Regions from separate parts of the Homo sapiens genome. Here all the other regions are linked to region 2. A link is a loop called in an ENCODE intact Hi-C map of the cell type or tissue named here. Cell type or tissue: endothelial cell of umbilical vein. All regions are shown on one strand. Each heading gives the region's core, and the rest is flanking DNA. Links, peaks and the distances in the headings are about the cores only.

What was found. Hi-C counts contacts between places; a loop is a spot of excess contacts. Peaks named below come from ENCODE experiments on the same cell type or tissue, not always from the same donor. Only the 100,000 strongest peaks of a DNase experiment are listed, where the experiment ranks them.
Region 1: it touches region 2 in a loop (5-fold over the local background); 7 of 110 quality-filtered maps call a loop at or near these places.
Region 3: a loop joins it to region 2, with 4 times the contacts of the local background. A loop is called at or near these places in 10 of 110 quality-filtered maps.
Region 4: a loop joins it to region 2, with 20 times the contacts of the local background. A loop is called at or near these places in 8 of 110 quality-filtered maps.
Region 5: it touches region 2 in a loop (15-fold over the local background); 13 of 110 quality-filtered maps call a loop at or near these places.

The regions. Positions count from the first base shown.
Region 1 is chr13:61,408,400-61,414,620 of GRCh38, forward strand. PCDH20 (protocadherin 20) reads right to left here. Exons shown (of 2, transcript NM_022843.4): 2 at 1,286-5,567. The coding sequence ends at 2,844. Among named protein-coding and RNA genes, the nearest start is that of PCDH20, 4.3 kb to the right of the region's middle. In endothelial cell of umbilical vein, for the core only: a CTCF peak has its summit at 2,535 (motif pointing left); no DNase peak of the experiment used is centred there; H3K27me3 peaks cover 1,034 bases.
Region 2 is chr13:61,950,768-61,956,988 of GRCh38, forward strand. No RefSeq gene overlaps it. Among named protein-coding and RNA genes, the nearest start is that of LINC00358, 76 kb to the right of the region's middle. In endothelial cell of umbilical vein, for the core only: no CTCF peak of the experiment used is centred there; a DNase peak (open chromatin) is centred at 3,534.
Region 3 is chr13:60,651,419-60,657,639 of GRCh38, forward strand. No RefSeq gene overlaps it. Among named protein-coding and RNA genes, the nearest start is that of LINC00378, 18 kb to the right of the region's middle. In endothelial cell of umbilical vein, for the core only: a CTCF peak has its summit at 3,175 (motif pointing right); a DNase peak (open chromatin) is centred at 3,193.
Region 4 is chr13:61,878,051-61,884,271 of GRCh38, forward strand. No RefSeq gene overlaps it. Among named protein-coding and RNA genes, the nearest start is that of LINC00358, 150 kb to the right of the region's middle. In endothelial cell of umbilical vein, for the core only: a CTCF peak has its summit at 2,957 (motif pointing right); a DNase peak (open chromatin) is centred at 2,961.
Region 5 is chr13:60,623,429-60,629,649 of GRCh38, forward strand. No RefSeq gene overlaps it. Among named protein-coding and RNA genes, the nearest start is that of LINC00378, 46 kb to the right of the region's middle. RefSeq lists an enhancer at 5,582-6,221. In endothelial cell of umbilical vein, for the core only: a CTCF peak has its summit at 3,857; no DNase peak of the experiment used is centred there.

The DNA of each region.
Region 1 (6,221 bases), core at 546-5,545, 540 kb before region 2:
CAAAATTTACATTTTTTAATGCATCAATACTACAAAACTGTTTAAAAAGAATTTATTTTTCTCTTCTTTTCCAACTACCATTGATGAAAGCCTAACTGCCAGGAGGGCTTTTTTTTTTTTTTTTTTTTTTTTAATAGGGTCAGGAAATCTACCCTAAGTAGTCAAATAACGTAAATTGTTTTTTTCCCTGTAGCTGAAATTGCTATGTTGGTTTTAAACTTCCCAATTCAAATTAATGAACAATTTTCTCTGTAGTGTAAGAGTGAATTTGGCAGTGCAAAGATCACAGCAATCTCTTCTTCATTAAATTGGGCAAAGAGAACTCATTGGTTCACAAACTGTTAAATGGATATTAGGGGTTTTAATGAATGGAACATTTATTTTTGTGCCAGCTCAACTAACAACATTGACATGATTAGCATACATTTTGGCAACTATTCTAGCACAAGGTGTCAGTAAAAAGGGGCTTTTATCTTTTAGTTTAATTTAGTTTAGCTTTCCTCGCTATTAATGTTTTTAATGTGAATGAGATGTTTTTGTAAAGGAAATCCTGCCACAAGAAGTTATTCAGAAATACATCTTTTTATTAATGTTACAGGCATTTCTCATGCTGGAGATCAAGTCCATTCCCCAAAACACATGAACCTTCTTCAGATTTGGAAATGAATCGAAAATTGTGCTATTTATACTGATGGTAAAATTATTGCACTTATGGAGGCTTCTTAAAAATAAATAGTGTTACTTTTATCTCATGAAGTTCCTTTCTTTAAAAAAGAGAAATAAGAAATAAAATATGACTAGTAAGAGATGTTTCCTCCATTGCTACATATCAGTTATAAATGAAAAGTTTTGGGGGTTAAATGATCTTAGTCTCTTAGCTCAGATGCCTCTCGTACAAAAGGAATTTCCAATAAAAATATATTTACTTTTTGTAACAAACATTGCTGCCTCATATACTTATTATTTTATTTATTGAAATTCTCAAATTGAAGAAAAATAAGATAAATGAGTTAATTAATACAAATCTAAAAGAACTTGGTTGTTTGCATTCAATGTCTTTTTTGTAGAGTATTTTTGTTTTAAAAATTATTGCAAGCTATTGCAACACAGCTAACAGAGGATTTGTTATAAATCTGTAGTAAAATGAAAATTTATAATGATATTAAATCTATAATAAATTAATATGCATGTGCACATACATGGGTGCAAATTTTCATATGAACTTACATCAAACATTTAGGCATACTCTCTTTCTACTATATATATGTCTATAACTACACACACATTTAATAATTTACCCAATGTTTAATTGAGTAATGAATTCATTTAATATAAACTTTAGTATAGCAGAATACTACAGGTTACCCACATTTAACCCTAAAAACAAACAAATGACAGGCACTTCAGTGAAATAACAAGCCCATGTTCAAATATAAAATGCTAAAAGTGAGAAAGAAATTATGAAAATATATACCTTTAATTTGCAGACATATAAACACTTTTGGTACAGTACAGATGCATGATGCCAAAAAGTAAAATGATCCAGTTTAAGCTAACACATTCCTTGTTTATACAGATTATTTTGCTATAGCTCTCATATAAAATAATATTTCCAGCTCACACAATGAATTGAAAGTGATAAATCACTGATGAAATAGCTTTCTTCATTGCAAGAGATTCAGTAAAAGCTAAATTATCAAAGAAATCTGCTGCAGGGCTTACAAATAAACTGTTGGATTTAATCCAAAACCAAAGAAAGGAAGCCAGAAATGGTAGTCAACAAACCTAAACAACAACAAAAAGATAAGTACAGTATAACTTTCATATAAAAGGCCCAACTAAAACAACCAGTAGTGTACACAAGCCTCTAGAAGAATTCACTTTTAATATGATTTCTATTTTCTTATGTGATGGATGATTTCAAGCCTATAAAAGTCTAATATATAACCCAAGTATAAAGTACGACCAACAAGTTGTGAAAGCACTAAAATGTCATGAATGCCTATGAAGCAACTAAAGATTGAAGCATTTCTTTGCTTCTGGCTGTTTTTCTTGGGCACAATATCTAGTTACATTTCCTGTAATGAAGAATATATATATGTATGTATAAATCTATTTCCCTTGTAATAATAACAAGTGCAGTGGTAAAGCAAACAGAAAGCAATTCGAGTACACAGAAAGTGGAATACTCTTCAGCAGGCTGAATCTGTAACACAAGGCAATGATTTTATCCTTGCTAAAAAGGAATTGCACTTCTTTTTAATGCCTTCTCTTTCACACTATATATGCACTTATGAGGTAATAAACATTCTGTTTACAAGTGCATTTCTTTTTTTATCATATGTTTAAATAGGGTGAAATTTAATTTACTTTAATTTCATATTTGTTTAATGTTAAAAACAATATATTTAAAATATACTCTTTCATTAATTTCATGTACAACTGCCAAGTACAATACCCCAGTTTCCTGCAAAGGAGCAGCTGATGCCCTCTTGTGGTGACAGGAATTTTTAGATAAAAATTTGTTCCATTTTTCTTACCTTACTCCCAGGTTTTATCAATCATCTGCTTGGTGTATGAAAGCTGCAAACCATGTCCAAGCTTTTTTTTTTTTTTTAAATACAAGTCCTATAGCTGTTAGTACTAATTTTCACTTAAAAATGCTGTACACATTTTATAACCTCTGAATTTAAATTTAAAAACCTGTAAACAGCTATTTACAATATAGAACAAGTTATAAATTAGTTGTCCTTCATTGGAACTGCCATCAACACACTCTTTTTTAGGTGATGAAGATCCAAAGTCAGTTAAAACATTTCTCTGTGTTATTCCACCATGAAATATCAAATATTAGAAATATCCATTGGCTTTCTCTCTCGCATATGCAAGTCAATTTTTCCTTTCAGTGGAATCTGTACTTCCAAATTTTCATCTTCCCTGGGATGCTTTTCCCCTTTCCTTAAACAGATGTATATGCCCATCCCTGTGACCAGTGTGATGGAACCCAAGCTTATTACAGACAGAGCTACTAAGGTGGGCATACAAGACACAGATTCTACCTTCCTATGAGTCGGTTCTATTGAGATTTGTGGTTCTTTCTCCTCTATATTAATCTCTGGTTCTTTTCTTAAAAGACTCTCAATGTAACTCTCATTACTGACAGTGTCATTGACAAATAGGTTCACCATGACTGTGGAGTGGAGAGGCTCGGGATAACCATGATCACTCACTTTCACCAGTAAGCGATGGAGCCCATAATCTGTCTGCAGCAATGCCTCTTCCAAAGTAATGTTGCCAGTTTTAGGGTCAATCCTGAAGGACTCAGGCCTAGGACCTCTTCTCCCTATGATGCTGTAAGCTATGACAGCATTCATGCCTGTGTCTTTGTCGACAGCATAGACTTCTGTAACCGGGGAGCCTGGCAGAGTAGAAGGCAGTACTAACAGATAAGACATATTAGACTGAGGAAACAAAACAAGAGGAGGGTTGTCATTGATATCTAGAAGGAGAATTGTGATTTTTGCTGTAGAGGAGAGGGCAGGCTCACCCCCATCAACAGCTTCAACCCACAAAGTATAGGAGCTTTGCTGCTCTCTGTCCAAAGAGACTTTAGCCCTCAGCATACCCTTTCCTGTATCTATGACAAAAATATCACTCTGGTTCACCACAGAGAGGGCGACCCATCCATTTCGTCCAGCGTCAGCATCTGTTACACTAATTACTCCAATCTCACCATAGCCTGGAAAGTTTTCAGGCACAAAAAAGCTGAAGTCCTTGTTGATAAACCGAGGACTGTTGTCATTTTTATCCAACACTGTGAGGGCCACAGTGGCTACTGATTCTCTGGGTGGCTTCCCACAGTCAACAGCTCTGACAGTGTATCTGTACTTTTCTTTCTCTTCTCGGTCCAGCTGAGTAGAAACTGTCAGAATTCCTGTGACACTGTCTAAGGAAAAATATGATGGAGCATCAGGTCCCAGAAAATATGAAACTTGGCCTCTCTCCTCGCTGTCGGCATCTGTAGCATACAGCTTAGTCAAAAAGGCATTGGGTGAGTTGTTCTCTTCGATGGTTAGTTCTATTAAGGGTTGAAGGAAAATTGGAGCATTATCATTGTCATCTAAAAGTTGCACTTTAATGACCCTTTTGACATGAAATCCCTCAGAGTTCCAAGCCACCACAGCTACTTCATAGAACTGCTGTAGCTCATAGTCCATAGGTTTTGTGGTCTCTAGTAAATATTCATTATTGTATGGTTTGTAAGGTGATAACCTAAACGGCCCTTCACCATCCAGGTAGCAGTTAACCTTGTATTTACCTTCTGGATCTCTTATGGTGAAAAACGCAATGGGAGTGTTAACGGGTTCCAGTTCTTTCAGATAAACCACACCATCTATCTCGTTTGCTATGTAACGAGGGACAATTTCAGGGGGTCTGAAAATAACTTTAATAATGGACACAAGAGCAGTGATTACAGCAGGGATGCAGCCTGGTCCATTAGCAAGGATGGTGAGCTTGTGGGACTCCAGAACACTTCCTCCAATCTTACTGAAAAGTTTAATGACTCCAGTGTTTTCATCCAGGTGAAATAAATCCTTAGATGCTTGTGGAACTTTCTGACTGTAAGAATAAGTAATTTGAGCATTGGTCCCCAAGTCTTTATCCACAGCCTGGACAGCTGCAATTGGGGTGCCCACTGTAGCATTCCCATACACAGTGACATTGATTTGTGAGTCTGTGAAGAGAGGGCAATTGTCATTAATGTCACTGATGCCAATGGTGAGAGTGGCACTGCCCAAAAGTGGTGGAGACCCACCATCCTCAGCTATGATGATGCTCACATACTGGTCCTGGGTTTCCCTGTCCAAAGCACCCATGACAATTAGGTAGGGGGTGCGCTCCCCATTCTCATTCTCCTCCACGTCCAGGGTGAACATACCATGGTAGTCCAGTAAGCGATAGGTCTGTACCCCATTAATGCCTACATCTGGGTCCACAGCAGGATGCTCTATGGCCAGTCGGGTGTTTACAGGTGCATTTTCCGGGACCCACACCGAGATCTGGGAAACAGGGAACTGCGGGGCGTTGTCATTGATGTCTCTGATGGCGATCTTCACCTTCACAAACCTGAAGTATTCCTGAGGCAGGACAAGCACATCCAGCAGCAAAAGACAAGAGTCAGAAGGAGAGGAGGAGATGGAAACGCTGCCGCTCCACGCAGTCCCTCCACCCCCTTCAACACACAGGGCCTCCCTGTCGATCTCCTGAGCTGAAGTGTGCAGCTCCCCAGAGCGGTTGTCTAGGGTCACGTACTGGCCACTCAGTCCCCGGGAGGCCAGGCTGAAGGAGAGAGGGGGGTTCCACTCAGCACCGGTGCGCTCTGGCAGCTGCGACTGCGGGTCCGGCCTCCCTGCAGACCTGGGCAGCAGCCGCAGGTCCTCGGCCAGGCTGCCGATGAGCACCCCCGCGGGTAGTCCCTCGTTTAGGCTGTACAGAAGCTCGGTGGCCCGGCTGTAACTCCCGAGGCAGCTGAAGGGTCCCACGAAGAGGAAAAACAGAAACAGATGCTGGAGTTGGGGGAGGGAAGAAAGCTCATTACACACACGGGGAAATAGGGGTCCGAGAGAGAAACTAGCGCCCCTGTGATCCTTGCTGTCCCCATCCCCGTTCCCAGAAGCAAAACCTCTAATTAGAACGGGGGCGGAGAAGAACCCTGCTGCGAAGGAGAGATCTGTGGGGCAATATCGTCTCCAAAACTTAATTTTGCTGTTCACTTTCTATCCCCTCCGCCCCCGCCTTCCCCCCTCGTTTCCCCATCACCACCCTCATCCAGCTAACATTCAGAATCCCAAACCGTAAAACATCCCTGGAAACACACACCGGAGTGGAGAGGATTCCGACTCAGAGACTGCGCAAAGCGACACGGAAACCCAGGGTAGGTGATGGGGAGGGAGGGGGCTGGTAGTAGAGAGCACTGAAAGGTGGGCAATTTATTTCTCCTTGAAGTGATTCTGCCATTAGAGTGCTGGAACACGCAGTGTGTTACATCCCTTACTAAGAGAACCATAAAAACAACCACAATCGCAATAATAATAATAATATAGAAAAAATACCAACACTTCCTCCTCCACCTCCAACACTTTAGGTCTTAGGTCGGAAAGAGTGATTTTTATTTTAGCACACATCTGAAATCAAACCGAAAGGATCTGGATTTCCACCCC
Region 2 (6,221 bases), core at 572-5,571:
TTTTTTGTAAAGGTGTAAAAACCTTGTGGTTTAAAATAGTCCTTCAAACTTTATAAAGTTCTCTTTTCTGTTAGTGTGCAATATTTTAAAATATGATGGCTTGCTTTCTGATCTTTCATGACTATCTGTCTCTTCTTGACTTTTTCTGATAAATATTTTAGTAGAGACAGGGTTTCTCCATGTTGGTCAGGCTGGTCTCGAATTCCCGACCTCAGGTGATCCGCCCTTCTCGGCTTTCCAAAGTGCTGGGATTACAGGAGTGAGCCACCGCACCCGGCCGAACTAGCTTATCTTTTAGCTAATAAAGGGGTCCTACAAACTCTTCTTGCACTCATAACATGTTTTCCACCAATGTTACAAGGTGAGCATCTCTAATCCAAAAATCTGAAATTTGAAATGCTGCAAAACTCAAAACTTTTTGCGTGCCAACATGACACCAGAAGTGGAAAATTTCACATTTGGCACATTTGCTTTCTGATGGTTCAATATATACAAACTTTGTTTTTGGCACAACAGAGTTGTATTAAAAATATTGTATAAAATTACCTTCAGGCTATATGTATAAGGCACACATGAAGCATAAATGAATTTTGTGTTTAGACTTGGGTCCCATCTCCAAGGTTTCTCATTGTGTATATACGAATATTCCAAAATCTAAAAACACCTGAAATCTAAATGCTTCTGGTTCCAAGCATTTCAGATAAGGGAAACTCAACATGCATTAGGAATTATAAGGATGAAAGTCTAATGGTATAAATTAGTTTGACCCATGTATAATTTAATTGGCATAAAGAAAAATAATTTTATAAGGCTTGCAAATATAATGAAAATCTTAAGAAACAAAATTGAATCCATAGCTTGAAGGATGATAATATTAAACAAATGCTAGAATACAATGTCTTCTAAATGATTTAAAAATAGATAACTTATTTAAAAAGGGAATTACCACCTCACACTATCCCCAAGCAATATTTACTGAATAGTAATGGAAAATATTACACAGATAAATTACCTACTTAGGAACAAAAGTCAACTTTCAATTGTCGAGAATGATGGATTACAAAAATGTGGTTTTAAGACAATGTGCTCACAGTTTGTGAGTCACATTTTGCCAGTTATTAAACCAAATATAAATGAATATTTTACTTTCGGGCAAATAGTACTGAATATGTGGATTATCTAAATGTTCTTTCTGTCATAATAATTTTGTTTTAACAAACGTAGAAAAATGAAATTCCTATTACTAAATCTTCTGTATTGATGTTGCTCCTCTAAACAACACACATCTCACTTTGTTCCAAGTTATTCATAAAGTATTTGAACCCTAAAGAGTTCCAACATTCTCTTCTAACCAATAATAAAATAATGGATGCTAAGCACCTCATTCTATTTAAGAGATCACTTTTCAATGAATCTCACCTAAGCTGTTAAGAGTGGTTTTGTATCAGCCAAGAGAGAGCTTAGGTGTTCTTGAACAATATTGTCGTGAAACCAAGAATGTTAAGATTTGTTCAGTAATGAATAAAGAGAAAAAATCAAGTAACTTTGGCTAACTAAAGACACAAGCCTTCTATGCTATTGCATTAAAAAGCTTTTTGAGCTCTAAGTTTCAAGAGCGTAATTAGTTCAGTAATTAATTGTGCAAAATGGTAATTTAATTTTTTATATTTCACATATTTTTAAATTTATTTTCTGACATTTAATTTTCAAGCACCCATACTACACAAAGGTTTACAGTTCATAGAAGGAGTCACACGTGTCAATTTCTATGAAAAAATTCTGTATTAATAGGTCTCCTTTAATTTAGAATTAGTACTGGAGGCACAAGCTGATTACCTTAATGTTTTTTAATGAAGCCTATTTGCCAAACAATTTAGTAAGATAAATAAAATAACGTATTTAAAAATTATCATTAATTAGAGACATTCAATTGCCTGCAATTTTTATGGTGATTACTAACCATTTATAATGTTTTATTAAAAACATGACTGTGAAAATCTTCACTATGCAATGGTTTATAAGTCCTTTGTTCCATATGAAATAGTAAACTATAAATAATATTTCTTTTTGAAAGTTTCAAAATCATTTCTGATTGGTCTTTCTTAATAAAATTTGTTTCATATCATTCCCAGTTACATAATTTTCACTTTGTAGCCATAAACAGTTTAACTTGAAACGTAGACTTAACCCTGAGAGTAAACGATATATTTTTAAATCTATTAGGTTGGTGCAAAAGTAATTGCAGTTTTTATATTGAAAGTAATGACAAAAACCACAATTACTTTTGCACCAACATAATATAAAACCATAATATACCACACTAATTAAACACTAAAGTGTATATTATTTCCCACATAAAACATTTTTAAACTAATCTATAATATACAAGTAGAGCCCAAACTTGTAAATCATGTCACTCTGACACTCCTACATAGTAAATCCAACTGTTTTATTCTAAATTGTCTTTATTTTGAATTCTCACTTAAGATACAGTCCTAGCTTTCTTTTTCCCTTCTGTGCCCAAGTTCTTGAAAGAGTAGCACCCAATTACTGTACAAATTTTCACTTTTAATTTAAAATAAGAATATTTTATCTTATCATTGATGATGAAACTCTCAATCACTAATTAACTAATGAATTCCTAACCACTATTTTCAAGAAAGAATTTTATGGCTTTGTTTGAATGTTTTTCCACATTTAACGCTGCTCACCATACATTCTTTCAAATTTGCTTTATTTATTTTTACTTCACTATTGTTTAAATTACATATTACATAGCACATAGTAAATTCACAACAAATTTCTATTTAAATTTATGTTTTGCTTCTGAAATTTTTGACAAGTTACACATACAGCTCATTAATAGCAATATCTTAATGCAATAGTCAACTTCCTTGTTTCCAGTGTCTTTAAAAATTTAGCACGAAAAAAGTGAGCACCTAAAAACAGGGCCAGAGTGATCCTTGTATGGTCAAAACATAATGTAAGAAATCTAATTTATAAATATGTTACATTTATCAGAAAAATAGGTATACTTAAATCATATGTTCTTTTATAATAACAATATTAATTTCACTATGTATGGAAACTTTTAGGAAGAAAAAATTCACCAGGTTTTTGTTGTTGTTGTTGTTTTACTCTGTATCATCAGTTTTGAATAGGTATTCAAAAACCATTCACAATAATGAATATAATAAATAAAGATGCAGAATTCATCTTAGTGGTGTTATTAGTGCTTCCAGTAAAACTTTATCTGCTGTTTGCCCAAGATATTTAAGGAAGAATAAACTTATCAAATATGAATGTGTACTTTTTCTATCAGTTAATGTGAGCTAATAAATGCATTTAATATCTCTGATTAAAATGCATGAGTTCCCTGATGATTAAATCATTCTTGGTAATAGCTAGGTTCAAATTTTAATTATTTTAACTACTTGCTTAGAAGACTGACTTCCTATTTTCTTCTCGAATTCTACTCCAGATTTTATCCTATGGTGGGGAAGAGGCAAACTGTGAGATGTGTTCCGAAGGGACTTTGTTGCCATCTTGTGGTTCATTAAATTATGTTTCTGGTTTTTTGCTTTCCAACTTGATCACTAAGCTCCACAATTAAAGCTAACACCAAGATCTATCTTGAATTCTTAAATTCCATTCCAACCCTGAAAATTTGTAAATACATTTCCATTTGCATGCCATGCAAGGTGGTCGTCTTCTGTGTAAACATCCCATGTCCATTTTTGCTTTTATGCATTTACTAAGCCAGTTTTTGTCTCCTAGAATGTTCCACTCTCATTCCTTCATTCCACATTTTTGATATTTGTCCACTCATCAAGGCCAAACTATAAATAATACCTCCTCCATCAAAGCTTCCTGAACTCCCTTAGGTCACAATGGTTCATCGTTTGAAAATAGTTATTTTATTTAAAGTCAGCGAAAAAGAAAACCCACAGAATTTAGGTCCTCACTGAATTAGAAATATTATTTTAAACAATTTAATTATAAAAATGTTTAAAATATGTAAAAATAGGGACAATGATTCCATGAATCCTCATGTACCCATTACCCAGAAACACAATTATGTATTTATGGCCATTCATCAAATTTACAACCTTACTACAATAGGTGGGCTTGTCTGGGAGCTTGCTAGACAAGTAGAATCTCAGGTCCCGCGGCAAAAGTACTGAATTAGAATCTGCATTCTCAGAATCATCTGAGAATCATACATGTTAAACTTCTTAAACATCTTAAAGATGATTCTCATGTATGTTAAACTTTAAGAAGTGTTAGCCTATAGTATAACCCACTTCTCTACTACTAACATTGGATTTTTTAAATTCCAAATATATCATATCCTCTTTAAATAATCCAATAAGCATCTCTTAGAAAGTTTTTGGTGCATAGAAATAGTATTGATTTTTATGTTAATTTTTTATCCAGAAACTTTACTGCATTCATTTATCAGTTTGAACACTTTTTGTGGAATATTTAGGGTTTTCTATATATAAGACCATGTTATGAGGAAATAGTGACAATTTCACTTCTTTTCTTATTTGGAGGTCTTTTACTTATTTATCCTGTCTCATTAGTCTAACAAGGACCTCTGATACTATATTGAATAGAAGTGGTGAGAACAGGCACCCTTGTCTTGTTTCAAGGTCTTATATAAAAAGTGTCAGTTTTTCACCATTAACTATGTTAACTGTGGGCTCATCATACATGGCATTTATTGTATTGAGGTCCATTTCTTCTATATGTAATTTGGTGAGAGTTTTTTTGAAAAGATGTTTAATTTTGTCAGATGTTGTTTCTGCATCTAATGGGATGACTATATTTGTTTTTCTTTTATTTGGATAATATGGTGTATCACATTTATTGATCTGCATATGTTGAACCATCCATGCATCCTATGGATAAAGCACACTTGATAATGGTGAATGATCCTTTTAATTGTTGTTGAATTCTGTTTGCTAGTATTTTGTTGAGAATTTTTGTATCTACTTTCATCAAGGATATTGGTCTGTAGCTTTTTGTGTGTGTGTGTGATGTCCTTATGTGGCTCTGGTGTGATAATGCTGGTCGCAAAAATTAAGATTCTTTTTTAAAAAAACATATTCACAATATTGTCATTATACTATTAAAATACAAAATTATTATCAATAATTTTAGTATTTAATTCTTCCTATATGAATCACAAATGCTTTTACTTATAATTTATTTATTAAAGTTAGGATCTAAACAAAGCCACATATGACATTTTATTGAAGTGTGCTTTGAGTCTGTCAAGTAAAATTACCTTTACCACTATCTTCCTTTTTCTTACAATTTATTTACTGAATAAAGTTAGTAACTTCTTAAAGAGTTTTTAATATTTGTGATTAGGCTGATTGCAGGTCAAGGGCAGGGATATACACAATTAGTCTAAAGAATCTACAGAATTCTATATAGTTATGTATAAGATTCTGTTTTAATTATCTACAGCTACAGTCATATGATGTAACAAACCACTACAAAACTCCTTGGCCAATACCACTGGAATTGATTACATGTCTGTGGTCAGATAGGATAGAGGATAGCTAGGTGATTTGCTGATATTGGCTGAGTGCTCTCATATGTTTGAGGTTCAACTTGGAAAAGTAGGTTGCCTCAGTTTTGTTCCTCATGGTCTCTCATCCTCCAGAAAATCATCCTAAGCTGATTCTCATGGCACATATAGGAATCTAAGAACAGAAGCATGCAAGTCCTGTCTCTGCAGGCCTAAGCATAGAACTGGCACATTTTCATCTTACTACTGTTATTGGTTAACTCTAATTACAAGGCAACCCAGATTGAAGGGGTGGGAAAAACGGATTCACCTCAGTGTGAGGACTTGCAAAAATACATTGCAAAATTCATGAATAAAGGAAGGATTGAGAATAAGGATCTTTTTTTCATTTTTCAACTAACCACATATTTTTAAATAATATTTTACTGTAAATTTAAAAAATAATGTCCAATGCTATGTCATTTTATGGGCAGTTTTACAGTAAAAATTAGTTAATATTTAATTTACTTAAGTATTCTTTAAACATATAATAAAATATATTATTCCAACCTAAGATTTTTGAAATTTGTATGTGTTAATGGCAAAAGACATCATTTTTTAACATTTTAAATTTTATTTCATGTGATTTTGATCTTATTTATTTAAGAAGCATTTATCTTTCCCAGTGAAGATAATTGTT
Region 3 (6,221 bases), core at 599-5,598, 1.3 Mb before region 2:
TGGTATCCCTAGGACTAAGATAGACAAGCAGTCTGCTAACACTTTACTTGATTTGAATAAGTGGGAAAGCTCTAGGTCTTGTGAGCAGTTGACTAACTCTAATCACCACAAAAAGTGTTGTAGCCCCTCAATCTGTTCCTGGACTGACCCAGCTCACACAGTCCCTTAAGTGAAGAGAAGCCTGGGTCTCTTTGAGGAAGAATCCCCCTACTCTGCCAGAAATTATACTGTAAATCTTTTTCTCTACTTTCTTTAAAAGGACCGGTGGTTACTTACCTGGGTGTCTGTGAATTGGGAAAGGAGAACTAATTAGACATTTTGGCTCTGAAGTGACACTAATTGTTAGAGACTCAAAACATCTCAGTGGTCTACCTATAAGAATAAGGACTTAAGGAAATGAGATAATTAATGGAATTTTGGCTTGTATCCATCTCAAAGTGGCTCAATTGGTCCCCAAAGCTATTCAATGTTTATTTTCTCAGGTCAGAAATTTATAGTTGGAGGAGACATACTTAGCCGCTGGGAGAACCCTCACTCTGATTCCCTCACACATGCAGAGAGGGCTGTCTTGTAGGAAAAGCTGTGTGGAAGCCACTAGGATGGCTCTGTTCTAAAAATCATACACTAAAAGCTATGTTGTATTCCTGGAGGGGTTTTTCAGATCTCTGCCGGTATCAAGGACTTGAAGGATATGGGAGTGGTGATTCCTACCATATCCTAATTCAACTCACCTATTTGGCCTTTGCAGAGAGTAGATGGATCTTAGAGAACAACAGTAGTATTTTTGAAAACTGAACTAAGTGATGAATCTTATTACAACTGTTATTCTAGATAGGGTTTATTTATTGGAGAAAACATCAATACCCCTGGTACCTGCTATACAACTTGAATAGGTTGTAATCCCTGGTTACTCACCCAAATATGAATCTAGGTGGTGCTACAAAGGTGTTTTGTAAATTTGATCAAATTCTATAACCAGTTGATGTTAAGTAAGGGAGATTATTCTAGGTGGTTTGGGAGCAGCTGATTCACTCAGTTGAAACATCTGAATAGCAGAGCCGATGCTTCCCTGAAGAAGCAGAAATTCCATCTGTGAACAGCAGCATGCACCCATGCCTGAGTGTTCCAGCCTGTCCTTCTGACAGGCTGTCCTATGAATTTCAGACTTGCCCAGCCAGCCTTTACAATTCCATAAACCAATTCCCTGCCATCAATCATATATATATATGTTCTATTTCAACCCTGATACAGTGATTTTTTTTCTCAATTCTTGTTAACAGACATCATCAGAAGCCGTTTGCTTTTAATAAGCAAAGCCAGCAATACTTCTTCAGTATCCCACCTCAGGATTAAAATTCCTCTCCAATTCTCTTACCATCTTGTCCATAGGAAACTTGATTACCTCTTCATTCCATAAGACATTGTGCTGCACCACTAATTTAATGATGTTGAGCTAATTGAACTAGTGAGCAGAAAGTAGCAACTAGTCTAGATATCTTGGTAAAACACATGCAAAATAGAGGGTAGAAAATGACTAAGCCCCCCCACTCCCCAAACAAATGTAGAGACCTTTCACTTTGTTAAATTTCTAGGCAATCTCATGGTACATTGACATATTCCTTCCAAATTGAAGAATAAAGTTGCTGCATGTAAACTCTTTTACAACAAAGGTAGTGGCATAGCGCTGATCTCTGCCACTAAGCAGTATAACCCAACAGATCGATTTGATGGTACTTGCAGGGGCAGAAATGCTTTATGGGGCCTTTAGCAGATTGTAATATGTGAATGATATCACTAACCTTTAGAATTTTGGAGTGAAGCTATGTGACCTTTTTCAGATAACTATTTTGAGAAACAACTTCAGGCTTGCTATTAGGCCCTACACATGACATCAGCAACTTATTATAACTATCATAATGTATTTGTTGTCTGATTCAGTAATACGCTGTAGCATGTGTGTAGCAGCATTCTATCAAGTGTAGGTGGTATATGTGAGACTAAGTTTGAATAGATCTTGAAGTCTCAGATAAGTTGCACAGGCAAGTAGTACAGATGTCCATGGTCGTTCCTCTGGCCACATTGCTTTCTCCTTCCCAGTCTGTACCCATGGCCTTGGGCGAAGTTCTCTCATTACTTGATGGCTAAGGAAGACAAAATAGGGCCTACTCTACAGATGATTTTGCAAAATGTGCTGGCATCACCAGAAAGTGTACAGAGATAGCACTGGAACCCTACTCTGGGGTATTTTTGAAAAATAGTGGTGGATATGGAATACTGTGCAGCCATAAAAAAGGATGAGTTCATGTCCTTTGTAGCAACATGGATGAAGCTGGAAACCATCATTCTGAGCAAACTATCGCAAGGACAGAAAACCAAACACTGCATGTTCTCACTCATAGGTGGGAACTGAACAATGAGAACACTTGGACACAGGTTGGGGAACATCACACACTGGGGCCTGTTGTGGGGTGGGGGGATGGGGGAGGGATAGCATTAGGAGAAATACCTAATGTAAATGACGAGTTAATGGGTGCAGCAAACCAACATGACACACGTATACATATGTAACCTGCACATTGTGCACATGTACCCTAGAACTTAAAATATAAAAAAATTATTTAAAAAAATGTGGTGGAGAGAAATTCTCTCAAGAGAGGCAGTACTTTGAGCACTACTCTTTTTTTTCCATTTCTCGTGGAAGGAGAGAGATGATCAGAGGTAGGTAGAGATCTGCATCATTTCATGGTAAGTGGATAAGAGTTCAGCTTGATGGTCAGGGACTTGGAAGGAACAAGATTGGAAAGCTAATAACTAGGAGGTCTGGGAAGAAGTACATAGATGAATCTGTCCAAAAGGGTATAGACTGTCCATATATTTGTGTCCCATGTTAATGCTTGCCAAAGAAAAATCTCAGCAGAGAAATTATCAGGCAGATGAAATGACCCATTTTGTAGATGTTGGTCAGTCTCTTTCACCAGACACCTATGTCCTTTCTAGTGGACTCAGGAACAAATGACCATGGTGGCAGGGATGAAAGTTATGCCCAGGTTCATTCAGCAACATGGACTTTTACTCACCAGGGCTGATTGCCCATAGCCACTGCTGAGTGTGCAATATGCCAACAGAAGAGATCAACACTGAGCCCTGGATTTGGCTCCACTTTCTGGGATAACCAGCCAGCCACTGGGCGGCAGTGTGATTATGCTGCACTAAATTAACTTGGAAGAGACAGAACTTTGTTCTTACTGAAATAGATACTGTACATGTGTATTTGCCTTCTCTGTTATATTTCTTCTGACAAGTCCACCATCCATGGATTTACAGAATGTTATATTCACTGTCATGGTATTCCACACAGCATTGCTTCTGTCAAAGCAACTCATTTTATAGAAGATGGGCTCATGCTCATGGAATTCACTGTTTTTTTTTTTTTTGAGAGGGAGTGATTGGGATACTTTATCTTCTTCTTCTTCTTTTTTTGAGAGCGTCTCGCTCTTGTCACCCAGGCTGGAGTGCAATGGCGTGATCTCGGCTCACTGCAACCTCTGCCTCCCAGGTTCAAGTGATTCTCCTGCCTCAGCCTTCCGAGTAGCTGGGACTACAGGTACGCACCACCATACCCAGCTAATTTTTGTATTTTTAGCAGAGACGGGCTTTCACCGTGTTGGCCAGGATGGTCTTGATTTCTTGACTTCGTGATCCCGACCGCCTTGGCCTACCAAAGTGCTGAGATTACAAGCATGAGCCACCGTGCCCAGCTAAATTCACTGCTCTTATCATCATCTCCCTTATCCTGAGAGGATGGTGGATGTCTTTGAAGACTGAGTTAGAGCACCATCTGGGTGGGAATGCCATGTGGGGCTATAGTAATGTCCTCCAGGATGAAGTAGTCTCTGAATTGTTGACCGTTATATGGTCCTGTTTCTCTCATTCTGAATTAAGCCATGGTTTGTTTATTGCCAGTCACCTGGCAACTTAGTGTTTCTCATGCTAGTAAAACAACAGGCAAAAAGAAGCAATTACCATACTGGGTGATTTATCCCGACTGTCAAGAGACTAGCTATTACACAATTGGGCCAGAGAAGACTGTATGTGGAGTGCTAGAGATATGTGTGTGGGGAGGTACTTTTTTAGTATTCTCATGTTCTGTTGACAGAGGTAATAGAAAACCACCCCAAACCAGCAGGGCCTTTAGGAATGAAGCCGTGTGTTACTCCACGTTGACTGAAGTCAATATAGAATAGGTAGGTGACAGCAAAGTCAATATAGAATAGGTAGTAGAGAAAGGACATTGTAAATACTTCTATAACTATGCAGCCAGTTACAGAATTTTTAGTATTTATATGTTTTCTTCCTTGCTTTTATATGGATATGTTTGTATATAATATATATTAGCAAATTAGAAAATTTCTTTCCCCCTCTTTCCTTTTCCTACCAACTAATATAAGACTAATAGTGTGTAATTTGGGGGCTGTGTATGGTAGCGCATGCCTGTAGACCCACTTATTTGGGAGGCTGAGGTGGTATGATCACTTGAGCCCAGGAGTTTGAGGTTACAGTGAGCTATGATTATGCCACTGCACCCCAGTCTGGGTGACAGAATGAGACCCTGTCTCTTTAAAAAAAAATGAGTAATAGTGATTATATCTTATTTAAGTTACAAGATGTCAAAGCAAGCATGTAACTCAGGGAGAAGAGTAATAAATATCACCTGAAGATGTATTAAGTATGTGTATCCTTTTTTTAGGGAGCGCATTAGCAGTTTTTGGTTGTATGATAAAAATTGAGCATCCCTAATTCAAAAATACAAAATACAAAATGCTCAAAAATCCAAAACTTTTGACCACTAACATGACACAAAAAATATGCTCATTGGAGCATTTTGAATTTTGGATTTGGGATGCTCAACTGGTAAGTATTTGCAAATATTCCAAAATTTGAAATATGAAACACTTGTGGGGCAAGCATTTTGGATAACCTGTCACTGCATCATATTAAGTAGAAGCATCCTTTTACTATTATCTTCATTTGACAGTTAAGGACGGTTAAACGAGGTATATGTGGCTGCTAGGTTGAAAGGGTTGCAAAGTCCTAGATTGTGCTATTGTCAATTTAGAAACTGTATTTTCTAGAATCCCTTATATGATTAGGTTAGAAGTAGCTGATAGAGGAAATTGCACAAGATTTAGGAGGGAGAGTAAATCAGTGGCTATTATTTTTGGAAGGTTGTAGTGCTCAGAGAGTGTGGCAGTCAGGTGCAGAGGTGTCTGTGAGGTCTCAGCTGGTCCTTGCTCTCCTCTGCTCCGTGTCTAGCTCATCTTTCTGTTATAACTGCTGGCCCTGCTGACCAACGGTGGTCCCAAGCCTACCAACAGATGTTTGGCTGTGAACCTGCACAGGTGGTAGCTACACACAAATCCAACTTCCCATAGATAACCTCCATGTGCCCCATCATTGTGTTCCCAATTTGGTGGCTAGAAATGCTTGGCTTCTTGGATTTCCCTGCACGCTCCAAATTATCCACCCAGGCCAGCTAGGCAGGCAGATTTAGTAACTCTTATTTTTTATTGTGACTCTGCAAATTCCTCTTGAAGACCTTTACTTCCCCAGCATCTCCCTCGCAAGTTTAAATTTTAATCTCTATAACAAATTCCTTATTTCCATACGAGTAATTGTAATATGCTCTGCCTCACTGACTGAATCCTGAATAATGATCTTACTCAAGGACATTGGCATTGTAGTTGTTCCCCCTTTCTTCTGCATCATAAATTATCTCCTCTTTAGCAGGTCATTCATTCCCACCATGTAAACATGGTATAGTTTTCTCCAATTTAAACAGGTAAATACTCTCTTAATCTCACATCTTTTTTTCAGTAACACTTATTTGTTTCCAGTTATAGCAAATCTTCTTAGGACATTTGTCTATCATCAGTGTGTCCAATTCCTATCCTTCTTTTTCTCTTTTGAATTTATTGCAACCAAGTTTCTCCCCATCACCTTTCACAAAAACCGCGCTTCCCTATTGCTGTTTTCAATAGACAATTCTAATTCCTTATTTTACTTCACTCCTCAGTTGATCATTCATTCCTTCTTGCAACCCTTTCTTCACTTGGCCAAGGATGTTCTCTCTCTTTTTTCTGTAGCACAACTGTTTATCTCTTTGTAGCAATTGTGAATGAGAGTTCCTTCCTGATTTGGCTCTATGCTTTATTGTTGGTGTT
Region 4 (6,221 bases), core at 734-5,733, 73 kb before region 2:
CAATATGGACAATAAAGTCCAGGCTGAGGTGGTCTCAGATGGAGATAAGGAACCTGTTGGAAACTGGAGCAAAGGTGACTCTTGTTATGTCTTAGCAAAGAGACTCTTGACATTTTGCTGCTGCCCTAGAGATTTGTGGAACTTTGAATTTGAGAGAGATAATTTAGGGTTTCTGGCAGAAGAAATTTCTAAGCAGCAAAACATTTAAGAGGTGACTTGTGTGCTGTTAAAGGCATTCAGTTTTATAAGAGAAGCAGAACATACAAGTTCAGAAAATTTGCAGCCTGACAATGTGATGGGAAAGAAAATCCCATTTTCTGAGGAGAAATTCAAGCTGGCTGCAGAAATTTGCATAAGTAACAAGGAGCTAAATGTTAATCCCCAAGACAATGGGAAAAATGTCTCTAGGGCATGTCAGAGGTCTTCAAGGCAGCCCCTCCTATCACATGCCTGGAGGCCTAGTAGAAAAAAATGGTTTCTTGGGTCGGGCTTAGGGTCTCCATGCTGTGTGCAGCCTACGGACTTGGTGCCCTGCGTCCCATCCACTCCAGCCATGGCTGAAAGGGGCCAACGTAGGGCACAGGCCATGGCTTCAGAGGGTGCAAGCCTCAAGCCTTGGCAGCTTCCACATGGCGTTGAGCCTGCCATTGCACAGAAGTTAAGAATTGGGGTTTGTGAACCTCTGCCTGGACTTCAGAGAATGATGGAAATGCCTGGATGTCCAGGCAGAAGTTTGCTGCAGAGGTGGGGCTCTCATGGAGAACTTCTGCTAGGGGAGTGCAGAAGAGAAATGAGGGGTTGGAGCCCCCACACAGAGTCCCTACTGGGGTACTGCCTAGTGGAGCTGTGAGAAGAGGGCCACCATCCACCTGACCCCAGAATGATGGATCCACCAACAGCTTGCATATTTCTCCTGGAAAAGCCACACACACTCAACACAAGCCTGTGAAAGCAGCCAGGATGGAGCCTGTAACCTGCAGACCCATAGGAGTGGAGCTACCCAAGACAATGGGAACTCACCTCTTGCATCAGCATGACCTGGATGGGGTCAACAGAAATCATTTTGGAGCTTTAACATTTTACTGCCTCACTGGGTTTTTAGACTTGCATGGGGCCTGTAACCCCTTTGTTTTGGCCAATATCTCTCATTTGGAATGGTTGTATTTACCCAATGCCTGTACTCCTGTTGTGTCTAGGAAATAACTATCTTACTTTTGATTTTATAGGCTCTTAGGTGGAAGGGAATTGCCTTGTCTCAAATGAAACTTTGGACTATGGACTTCAGAGTAAATGTTGAAATGAGTAAAGATTTTGGGGGACTGTTGAGAAGGCATGATTGGTTTTGAAATGTGAGTACATGATATTTGGGAGGGACTGGGGCGGAATTATATGGTTTGGCTGTGTCCCCACCCAAATCTCATCTTGAATCACAATGTGTTGTGGGAGGGACTCATGGTAGGTAATTGAATCATAGGGGCAGGTCTTTCCCATGTTGTTCTTATGACAGTGAATAGGTCTCATGAGATCTGATGGTTTTAAAAAGGGAAGCTTCCCTGCACAAGCCCTCTTCTCTCGTCTGTGGCCATGTGAGACATGCCTTTCACCTTCTGCCATGATTGTGAGACCTCCACAGCCATGTGGATCTATAAGTCCAGTAAACCTCTTTCTGTTGTAAATTGCTCAGTCTTGGGTATGTCTTTATCAGCAGCATGAAAACAAACTGATATATACACATTACATTTTTTTGAATTTGGTTAGACAGTAACTATCTTTTATTTGATGATTTTACTATTTAAAGTAAGTAAATTATATAGTAATTTAAGTAGTACATTATGTTTGAATTATTTGTCCTTGCTTAATAGCAAAGGATATCAAATTTTCTTGGAATTAGTATGATTTGTTCTGCACATATATCACTAGAAATACTTAAATATCTGAGCACTAATAGAATAGATGGAAAATAGACAAACAAAAATCCCTTGCATGGAGTTTGCCATTTGTTTTTAAATGGACTAGTAAATTTTCATAGTATCTGCTGCAATTATTATACGTAGTTTATAAAGGACTAGCTATTCTAGATATCAATGGAAAATATTGCTGGTGATAATTTCTCTATGAGAAGTGACCCAACTTTAACTAGTGCTCTATTTTTTTTCTGGGATCTTTATAAAGAAGTTCTTTATTTTGCCATAGGAAGCAGAATCAAATGTTCCTCTATTTACCAACATACAAAAAACAAACAAACAAAAAAGCATGCCTAGCGGAGAACATCGATAATGGCAAAAATAATACAGGCACAAAACCAAGACAAATGCCAGTGCTTAGATAGAGAAATAAATAGAAAGCTACAGTAGCCCAGGGTCAGTCCTATTATCTAATAAATTTTTCAGTAAATATTTTTCCAGAGGATAATGGAGAAAAAAAAGTCCTTTAGAAATCAATGTTACCTAAATAATGCCTTCAGCAAGAACATAAACAAAGATGAAGATTTCTCCAATAGTACTTTTGTAAAAGTAATTCTTGAAAATGGATCATTCTTTTTCATATTCTATGTTATAAAGAAAACATCAGAAATCAAAGGGAGAAGAATATACACACGAAAATACAGAAACTAAGGGTTATAATTACCTTAGTGAAGAGAATGCTGAGTTGTCTCAGTTGTACTTTACAATCCTTGTGCCTCTTTCCTTCTCTCTCTCTCTCTCGTGTGTGTGTGTATGTGTGTGTGTTTGTGTGTGTATGTGTGTGTGTATACACACAGACATAACCCAAATATACATTTGGATACATATCCAAACTGCTATATACAAAATATGTTATGAATATTCTGTTGAAACATATACAAGTAAATTTGTATAGACTTATTTACATATACATATAATTATGTATACATGCTGTAGGAAGTTTGAGGGAGCTGGGGCCTGAGTAGGGGAAAAGAGGTAACCACTAGGTGGCAGTATCACAAGCAAGCCTCATTGGGTGCTACTTTGACATTGCTTGCAGGAGAAGTTACTCACGCAGAAGTTGGTAAAGAGGCTGCTTAGTGGAGAAGGAGGGCAAAAGAACTCCAGGGGAGGGAGGCATTAGAGAGGGGACTTAAGTGTCTAAGTGATACAGTTCAGCAGCATAGCAGGAGTCTCTGAGTCAAAGAGCTCTGAAGGACAGTTGTGGCTTGGAGTTTTAATGGCCTCAGTGCTAAAAATAGCTAACTAGCAAATTTGGTGTGCAGTTCCATGTTTTATGCAAAGCGTAAATGGCTAAACATCTGCTCCTTTTGGCTATTTTAAAAATAATTGGATGTGTACAACTTTTTGAGTTTGGTGCAGTGGGCTTGTGTGCTAATGAATCTTGGCCTGCAGTGTAGCAGTATAGGGCCCAATACACAAAGCCTATCTCTTTGGATCAATTATAGAATAAGTACATCTTTCTTTTTCTTTCTTTCTTTCTTTCTTTCTTTCTTTCTTTCTTTCTTTCTTTCTTTCTTTTCTTTCTTTCTCTCTCTTTCTTTTTCTTTCCTTTCTTTTCTTTCTTTCCTTTTCTTTCCTTCCTTCCTTCCTTTCTTCTTCCTTTTTCTTTCTTTCTTTCTCTATCTTCCTTCCCCCTTTCTTCCTTTCGTTTGTTCTCTCTCTCTCATCTGTCTATCTAAGTCTTATTACAGTGTGGCATCAGATATTCTAAACAATTTTTTGTCATATCTGTAGGATCATAATTTTAAAAAACTCTCTAGTTATTTTTATATTGAGATGTTTGTCCTAAACAGACTTTGTGTGTTAACCCTTAAACACTGCTTCTATTATACACATATAACTGCATAAAAATGTTTTGAAAATTGATTTGCCAATTATAAAATGTGTGAAATGCCTAAGTCCTTTAAACTTATAATTCTAGTTTTAATGTTTTTCTACAAGACATCATTAAGAAAGTTAAAATTAAGAAAAGATTTATTTTCAAGACATCTAATCTTAGAGCTCTTCATAATAACAGAACTTGAAAACAAGTAGTATTTCCAATAAGGTTATGGCTAAATAAATAGTAGAAATGATAGTTTGTGAAATTAATTATCATTAAAATACTAGAAAATTCTTCCTTTATATTGTAAATTTCATGAGACCAATAACTTTTTGGTTTTGTTCACTGTTCTACAAGTTCTAGAAAATTTCCTTGTATATAGTAGAACTCCAGTAAATATTTATTGATTGATGGAGTGATCTCCACTATATAAACTGCATAGAAAAAACAGCCTACAAATATATTGTAAAACACTAATAGAAGTTACATAGGATTGACGTGGTTATATTTTTATTTTGTGATTGGATTTTATAATATTTTTTGATATATCAACTTTTACAGATTAATCAAACTTCTCCAATAATTACATTTAAAGTAAACCAGAGGTATTAAACCATGGTTAGTAAATTTTTTTCTATAAAATACCAGGACTTGATTTGTCCCTGCCTAACCCTGCTTTCTTACTGTCTTCTGCAGGTATTGACTCCAATTCACTCCTTTGATAAGCCTACTTGTAAAATAAGGTCTATCTTGGAGGCTTGTTTCCAGGAAACCCAAGCAACATTTACTGATTGTGTCTCATACTAGATTAAAACTCTGCAACAGCAGGGACCATTTCTGTTTTCTGTAGCAGTATATAATCAGTCCCAGCACAGTAGGTAGTAGCTGGCAGGCTCTCAATAAATATAACTTCATATTATGTTGTAGAATAATTAAAATGAGTTGTAGAACAGATACTGATATAATATATGTTAGTAATTTAAACAATAAGTAAAAAGAATGTAGCAAAATTAATAATGTAAATCAATTATGTAAAATACCTATATATACACAACATAAAAATCGATAGGAAACTACTAACATCTCTAATTGTGGATTAATAATTTTCTTTGACTTTTTGATTATCTATATTAAATGCTTTTACAGTTACAATTTTTAAAATTGGGCCGTTACAATTTCTAAAATTAAGTTATTAAATATATGGTCATTGAGGGCTTCTCATTGTAGCAGTTTTAAGCATTAGGTATATAGAAGTGAGCAAAATGAATGAGAGTTGGGATAGAGTATGACTGAAGGGTTCATCACTCACATGTCTGCTATTTGGGCTGAAATGATGAGTGAGGAGAGAGTTGGTCCAACATCAGTGTTTTTCTCCGCTTAGCTTCCTCGTGTAACTGTCTTGCTGTTTCTCACAGAGCAGAAGTCTCCAAACATTAAAACATTTTATATGGTGACTGGCTTCCTCATTGTGTACATACCAAAAGATTCGATAGAAGCTGCCAAGTTTATTATGATCTAGCCTCAAAAATCCTCCAGCATCACATCTGTTCTATTTTATTCATCAAAATATGCACAGAAAAAGGGAGGGCATGAATGAACTCCATCTTTCAATGAGGATAGATTTACATACAGGAGGGAAAGAATGGATGGCTCTTATCTTGAAAACAAGATAATATGTAATCCTTCAATCTGTGTTTTAGGTATGTATCTGATCCAGTTTTAAGGCCTGTTTATTTTGATAGATGAGTTATTTGATACACATATACCTAAGTTAGATATGTTTGGACTTAGTTTTCTCACAGTATTTTAGGACACATTGTCTTTGTAATGTTTCCTTTACAATATATTAGATATAGAGTATTACTTATATTTAGAGGTTTTGAAGGTTAATATTTGTTGCCTTTTTATAATTTGGAAGGTTTGAATTTGTTTTACTTGTGGTAGTGCTTGCCTTTAAGACAATTTATTTAAAAACATATGTTTGAAGATAAAGTGAAATATTTATTCTTGATTCAGCAACTGAAGTAAATGTCTAATGACTCCCTGTACTGAGTAGAAAAATTAGTACAAATTTATTTTCCTTCTCTATGACCTCTCTGCTGATAGAGTCTCGATTCAAGTTGATTGCTTTGATACTTTGATATCTTTACTTCATTTAGTTTCTATTTAAATAACGCATGTTGATCTTTATTAGTTATGTTTGCAGCTTTTCCTAATTATAAATATGTATACCATTAAATTTTTACAATTAAAATCACCCCAATATTTACTATTATTTTTCTTTTAAAACAGATTTCAAATTTCTGCCCTTTTAATAAAGTTCTGCTCTCAGCTAATGATTGGCTGAAGCTCAAAGAAAGTATACTTTTTGACTTCAAGCAATGTTAGTATATCTATTTTTCAAACCTTAATGACAGTTGAAATCATACTTC
Region 5 (6,221 bases), core at 758-5,757, 1.3 Mb before region 2:
GAGCACATTCCCTTTGAATGTGTTCACTGTAACCCCTAGATTATATTATGTATAACCTAATTAACAGGATATCAAGTAGATTTTCAGTTAGTACACTAAAGGCAATTACTACTTAAATACTCAACAGTTTTAGGGAAAAATAGAAAAGGTGATTTCATTGGTACATAAATATATAACATAAAATAACATGCACTCTTTCTTGTGTCCTGACTTTTGTTTTTCGTTTGCCATTGAATCATTTGGCTCTGACATTTTGCTATGAATCTTGTTTAGCTGGTAATTGCTTTCACTCAAATGGGCCATTTATATATGAATTTCATTTTAATAAAATTTTCTCTCTGATAAAAGTCTCTTGTTTGCCTATCTTATAGGCCAAATTTTGTTCAATTAATAATCTTTTTTTTTTCACATTTCTTTAAGGCTTTCTTATAGATTTCCTTTTTTTTTTTTTTTTTTTTTTTTTTGCATGGAGTCTGGCTCTGTCGCCCAGGCTGGAGTGCAGTGGCATGATCTCGGCTCACTGCAAGCTCTGCCTCCTGTGTTCACACCATTCTCCTGCCTCAGTCTCCCAAGTAGCTGGGACTCCAGGCGCCCACCACCAGGCCCGGCTAATTTTTTTTGTATTTTTAGTAGAGATGGGGTTTCACCGTGTTAGCCAGGATGGTCTCGATCTCCTGACCTTGTGATCTGCCCGCCTCGGCCTCCCAAAGTGCTGGGATTACAGGTGTGAGCCACTGCGCCCGGACATAGATTTTCTTTTACAGCTTTTTAGTGTCATGTTATTTGGTGGTGTGATTTGATCTTTTTTTGTGAAGTTTGTTTTTTTTCTTTGCAATGATGGGATTTTCCATTCTTCTGTTTATCTTTCCTGTTTCCCTGCCACTGAGTGCAATTTTTTCATACCTGTACAACTACATGTTTTAGAATTTGACACTACCTCTCATAAGATTTTGGAAGACTACAAGAGCGAAGATTGCCTAACATAAAATGTTTGTCATGGTCAGAGCTTTCTTTTTTAATAAGGTCAACGAACATGTCAATTAAGCCTTTGCTTCTCTTCTTCCCCATGCCAATGGGATGGAAATAGCCACCAAGATGAGCCAGAATGGGCAATTTTCTGAATATCTACTAAGTGCTGCTGGAATAGAAAACCCATATGCCATTTCCTTTACTCTTTATAATAATCTCCAATGTGAAGTAGCAATATCTTCAGTTCATTCATGAGTGGTCTCACATGGGTATCAAGAGGATCACACAAATTTCCTGGTGCTGGGCATTTTCTTGCATGTTTCTATATACATCTTAAAAGCTGTCATAGCCGGGCATGGTGGCTCATGCCTATGATCCCAGCACTCTGGGAGGCCGAGGTGGGTGGATCATATGAGGTCGGGAGTTCGATACCAGCCTGACCAACATGGAGAAACCCCGTCTCTACTAAAAATACAAAATTAGCCGGGTGTGGTGGCACATGCCTGTAATCCCAGCTACTCAGGAAGGCTGAGGCAGGAGAATAGCTTGAACCTGGGAGGCAGAGGTTGTGGTGAGCTGAGATCACGCCATTGCACTCCAGCCTGGGCAACAAGAGCGAAACTCCATCTCAAAAAAAAAAAAAAAAAAAAAAGCTGTCATAGATGTAAGCTTTAGGCAAACTCACAGTACTTCTGACAGCCTGATGTTCTGGCTGCTGCACTATTTCTCAAATGATTTCTAAATATTGGTGGTACCTTTGATTTGTTCCTTTCTTTTTGTGAATGGGGGCTTGAATAAATTGAATTAAAAGGAATTTGTCATAAACAGCTGCTATTTGTTAATATTTCCCAACTGATTTTGCTCAGTAGTAGAGATTTCTAGAACTAAATATTTAGGATCTACTGGCCTTGATTTGTTTTACAGGTGGATCAATTGTTTATTCATGTAACAAATATTTATAGAGAACTGACTGTGTGAAGTTATTTGTTATTTCTAACTGTTGTCATCAAAAGAGGATGAATCCTAACTGGAAAGACTAACAGAGAGTCATATTTCTCTAAAAAGAAAGAAGATACAGGGAGATGAGGTTATGGATGAGGGTAGTAAGATGAAGATTGGAGGGTGCATGGGGGGAAATGGTCTGGATTTGTTGGCTAGAGGTTGCCAGGGACTTCTGGAGGAAAATATATGTTTAATTTTCATGGAAACATCCAGGCTAGGCATTATTAGCCCTTTTAAAGTTGAGGAAATTGAGGCTGCTCAAGGGACACAGTTACATCTGTATAAAACTCCATGCCATCATGGTATGGTGTCTGGGAGCGGGGGGCACAAAGGTGAATGTGGGATAGAGATGTCTTCTTCTGAGCCACAATATGACATGTTTCAGGAGTATTTATAAAGTATCACATACAGCATAAACCCTCTTTTGTGTCACCACAAAATCAATAATGAAATATTGTGAATGAGAAAAGCTATTCTATGGGGTGTATGAATATAATCTTGTGAATAAATTGAGTTTGGGCATTTTGGATTATGCCAAAGGTCCTTAGTCTTGCATGAGGGTGGTACTGGAGGAAAAATGAAGCTTTGAGAAATAAAATGTTTGCCAGAGCTTGAACTCACATCTGCTGAGCTGGAGGCTGCTGTTTGTAATGCCCGTGTTTGGTCCAGAATATGTTAATAGAGTTTACCCACAGGTTTCCCCAGAAGTACCCCAATCATGGGCTGGGCACTGTGGCTCATGCCTGTAATCCAGCACTTTGGGAGGCTGATGCAGGCGGATCACCTGAGGTCAGGAGTTTAAGACCAGCCCCACCAACATGGTGAAATCCTGTCTCAAAATACAAAAATTAGCTTGGCGTAGTGGTGCATGCCTGTAGTCCCAGCTACTCGGGAGGCTGAGGCAGGAGAATCGCTTGAACCTGGGAGGCAGATGTTGCAGTGAGCTGAGATAGCGCCATTGCACTCCAGCCTGGGTGACAAGAGCGAGATGCTCTCAAAAGAAGAAGAAAAAAAGTATCCCAATCACTCTGGGAGCTCCAAGGACACTGTGGCCACATGTGAGGAGGTCCCAGGGCTTACAGGAGCAATTGTGGAAGGAATAGACTGCTATCCTTAATTAAAAACAAAACAAAACATTGACCAACCAGTTAATGTTCTTTTGTGTTATTCATGAGAAATTCAACTGTATTTTGTAGGTGCTTTCTTTTCACATTGAGATGTCCTACCTATCAAATAACCAATCTGCAAAGATTCATTAAACAGGAAAGGGATGATTGTAGAGTCTTGATAGTTGCATGCAGCACTGAGGCACCTTTTTAAAAAAAATGATTGAAATACGTGGTGAAACCTCAGTTAACAAGCCACAACCATAGCTGCTTGTTCCTCAAGTCTAGTTTTAAAACCCCATTTATGTGGAATAATTGCCTTCTTTTTATTCACGGTAAGAATGATCTCACCAGCACCATTGGCATCCCCTGACTGCTTGTTAGAGATGGAGGATCTCAGGCCCCACCCAAACCTTCTGAATTAGAATCTGCAGTTTAACAAGGTCCGCAGGTGATTCCTATGTACATTACAGTTTGAGAAGCACTGCTCTAAGGCAATTTTAGGCTCTGAGGTAGATTAAAAAATACCAGGAATGTCTTCGCCCTGCCTGAGCTTGCGTAAATGGCAATTAGTTGAAAGCACATGAATTAGAAATTAACAAAAGGCAGTAAGAGTTCCGTGCCAAGCCAGTGGTACCCACAGAAAAGGCTGTAAGTGTTGGGAGAAAGAGCAATCACATCCAATTAGGTCTACCAGGGAAGATTTCAAGCCGGCTGCTGCCTTCTGGTATTTCAAATTCTTTTAACTTCCAGCGCGTGCCATAGACCCCTGTAGCCCTAGGGGGCAGTGTGGTATAGTAAAAAGCAGTTTGTGTCACCTCCCCAGTGTTGTTACTCTGTGGTAGCCCTGGGATCTTGGGAGACCACTCAATCCCCACTGAACCTCAGTTTCCTGAGGAATAAAATAAAATACACTTTCCTTATAGGATTGTTGTAAAGATTCAAAGCCAAATGCACATAATGTCTAGCACATATCAGGTCCTCAATTTCTCCCTTTCCCATCTTCTCTTTTGTCTAATCCATAGTTAACGTAATTCGTAGTTACAATGAAGAAAGCTGTGCTATTTATTGCTGTCCAAGCATGTTCACATGTTATGTTAAAGCAAATACATCTAAAAGAAGCTGTCAACGGTGGCTGGCTCGCTAGATAGCTAAGTTTCCTAACAGGTAGTGCTTGCAGAAGAAGTAATCTAACCAAGTGCTCATGATGGTTTATAGGAATTCAGAAGATGGCTTCAGCCTTTTGCTTATTTTCTTACCTTTCAAGGTAGTGTTAAGCCCGGAGCATGGCTATGTTGCAGTGGTGAGAACCTCCATAGGCCTAGATCTAAAGCAGTAGTTCTCAAGCTTTGATCGTACGTTGGAATTTCCTGGGGATTTATAAAAACTCCTGGTGCCTCAGATAGCTTCCAGACCAACAGAATAGACTTTCAGGGGTTGGAAAGCTAGTTAAGAAAGCACACCAGGTGATTTTAATGTGTTGTCAAGGTTGAAAACCATTATAACCCGTGCATTACAGGCTTAGTACCACTATAAACCATTCATTACAGGCTTAGTACTTAAGTGTAAGCAAGTAAGAGACTTCTGCCCCAGTGGTATGGCTTCCCTGTCAACAAACACATACGGTTCTTGTGGCTTCTGAGAAAATTTTAAGTTTAATCTGTTTAGAGTGTGACAGTTGAAAAAGAAAATCAAGCTCAGCATTATGTATCCCAATGTTACATATTTTTTTTCCAGCTTTAAGTGGGGTCCTTGGGTCCTTGCTGGTTTCATTGTATATTTTTTATAACATTTGGAATACTTGGTACTATCAAGTTTATTTGCTTAGAAATTTGCTTGCATTTCTAGTTTCTCTTTATCTCTTTATGATACAGACATTGCTTATCCTCAATCTTTGGGGAGGGACTGATTTGTTTTCTCAATATTTGTATGTTTTCTACATTTTTATGAATCTTCCTTGGGTATTTTCAACAAAATTAATCAGTAAAGACACTTAAGATCCATCAAGTGCAACTTGGGCATGTTAAAACACACAGTTCGGTGTCAGTGTGACTCCGAGCTCCTTCTGTAACTTAAAGTCTGGGAAGCAATAAACATGTTTGATTCACGTGCTGTGAATGGAGATAATGAGACTCTCTTCCTCCCAGGACCGAAGTGAGGATTAAACCAGTTAATTCTCACAAGAGTTACAAACAGTGCCTGGTACCTAGCAAGCACTCAGTAAGCATTTGTGTATTTTATTATTCCAGGAAGCAGGGTCAGAATGTAACCAATATATTTGGAAATGGGGTCATACAGTAGCTGGCTATGATAGCAAAAGGCTTTAATTCTTTATCTTTATAAAAATTTGAGAATGTTAAAGAATAAAATAGTGTGTCACAATTTATTATCAATAATTGAAAGAGTTTGTGGCAGTTCTGACACCTTCTGGTGGTTCCACGTGTTTTCCCTGGTGGAAGGTATATGCATGGACATGGCGTGAGCCATGTTGCCAGTGTTACGATTAGCCAAGAGATATTTATTTTTATTTTTTAATTTCTGTAGAACTTATGAAGACAACAGAGAAATCTGTTGAAGTAACTAAAGCATCTTTAGAGAATGAGAACTATAGATATTTTGACATATTACTATTTTATAAGGTTATCTCCACATCTAATTCATCAACATCATATTCTACCTTCAAAACAGATTTTAAATCTGTTGACTTTGTTGCTGCGAACACCGCTCAATCCTAGTTCTACCCTCTGCTTCTGTTCCAATCTAGGACTACCAGTAATTAACTCCCTGTTTCTACAATGTACTAAATAGCAGTCCAAGTGGTCTTTTAAAGCACAAATGGAATCCTGTGGCTTCCAGGATTAAACCCGTTTCAGTTCTTTGGAGTGCTAATTGCCACCTGCTATGTGGAAGAGGACACCCGTGACAGCTCCATCTTCCTTCTAGTACCCTAGCAGTAAATGGTGTTCAGTGCAAATTTTTACACGTATGCTAAAATGACCACAATAATTCTTTAATTGTGTTTGGAGTTTTACAGAGGGTATGTATTTTCCTATATAATTATATTTATTTTTGTTCATGTTAGGATCTGAGCTAGTTTTAATAAATATAGATGATACACATGAAAGGTACAAAGCAAATAGTGTG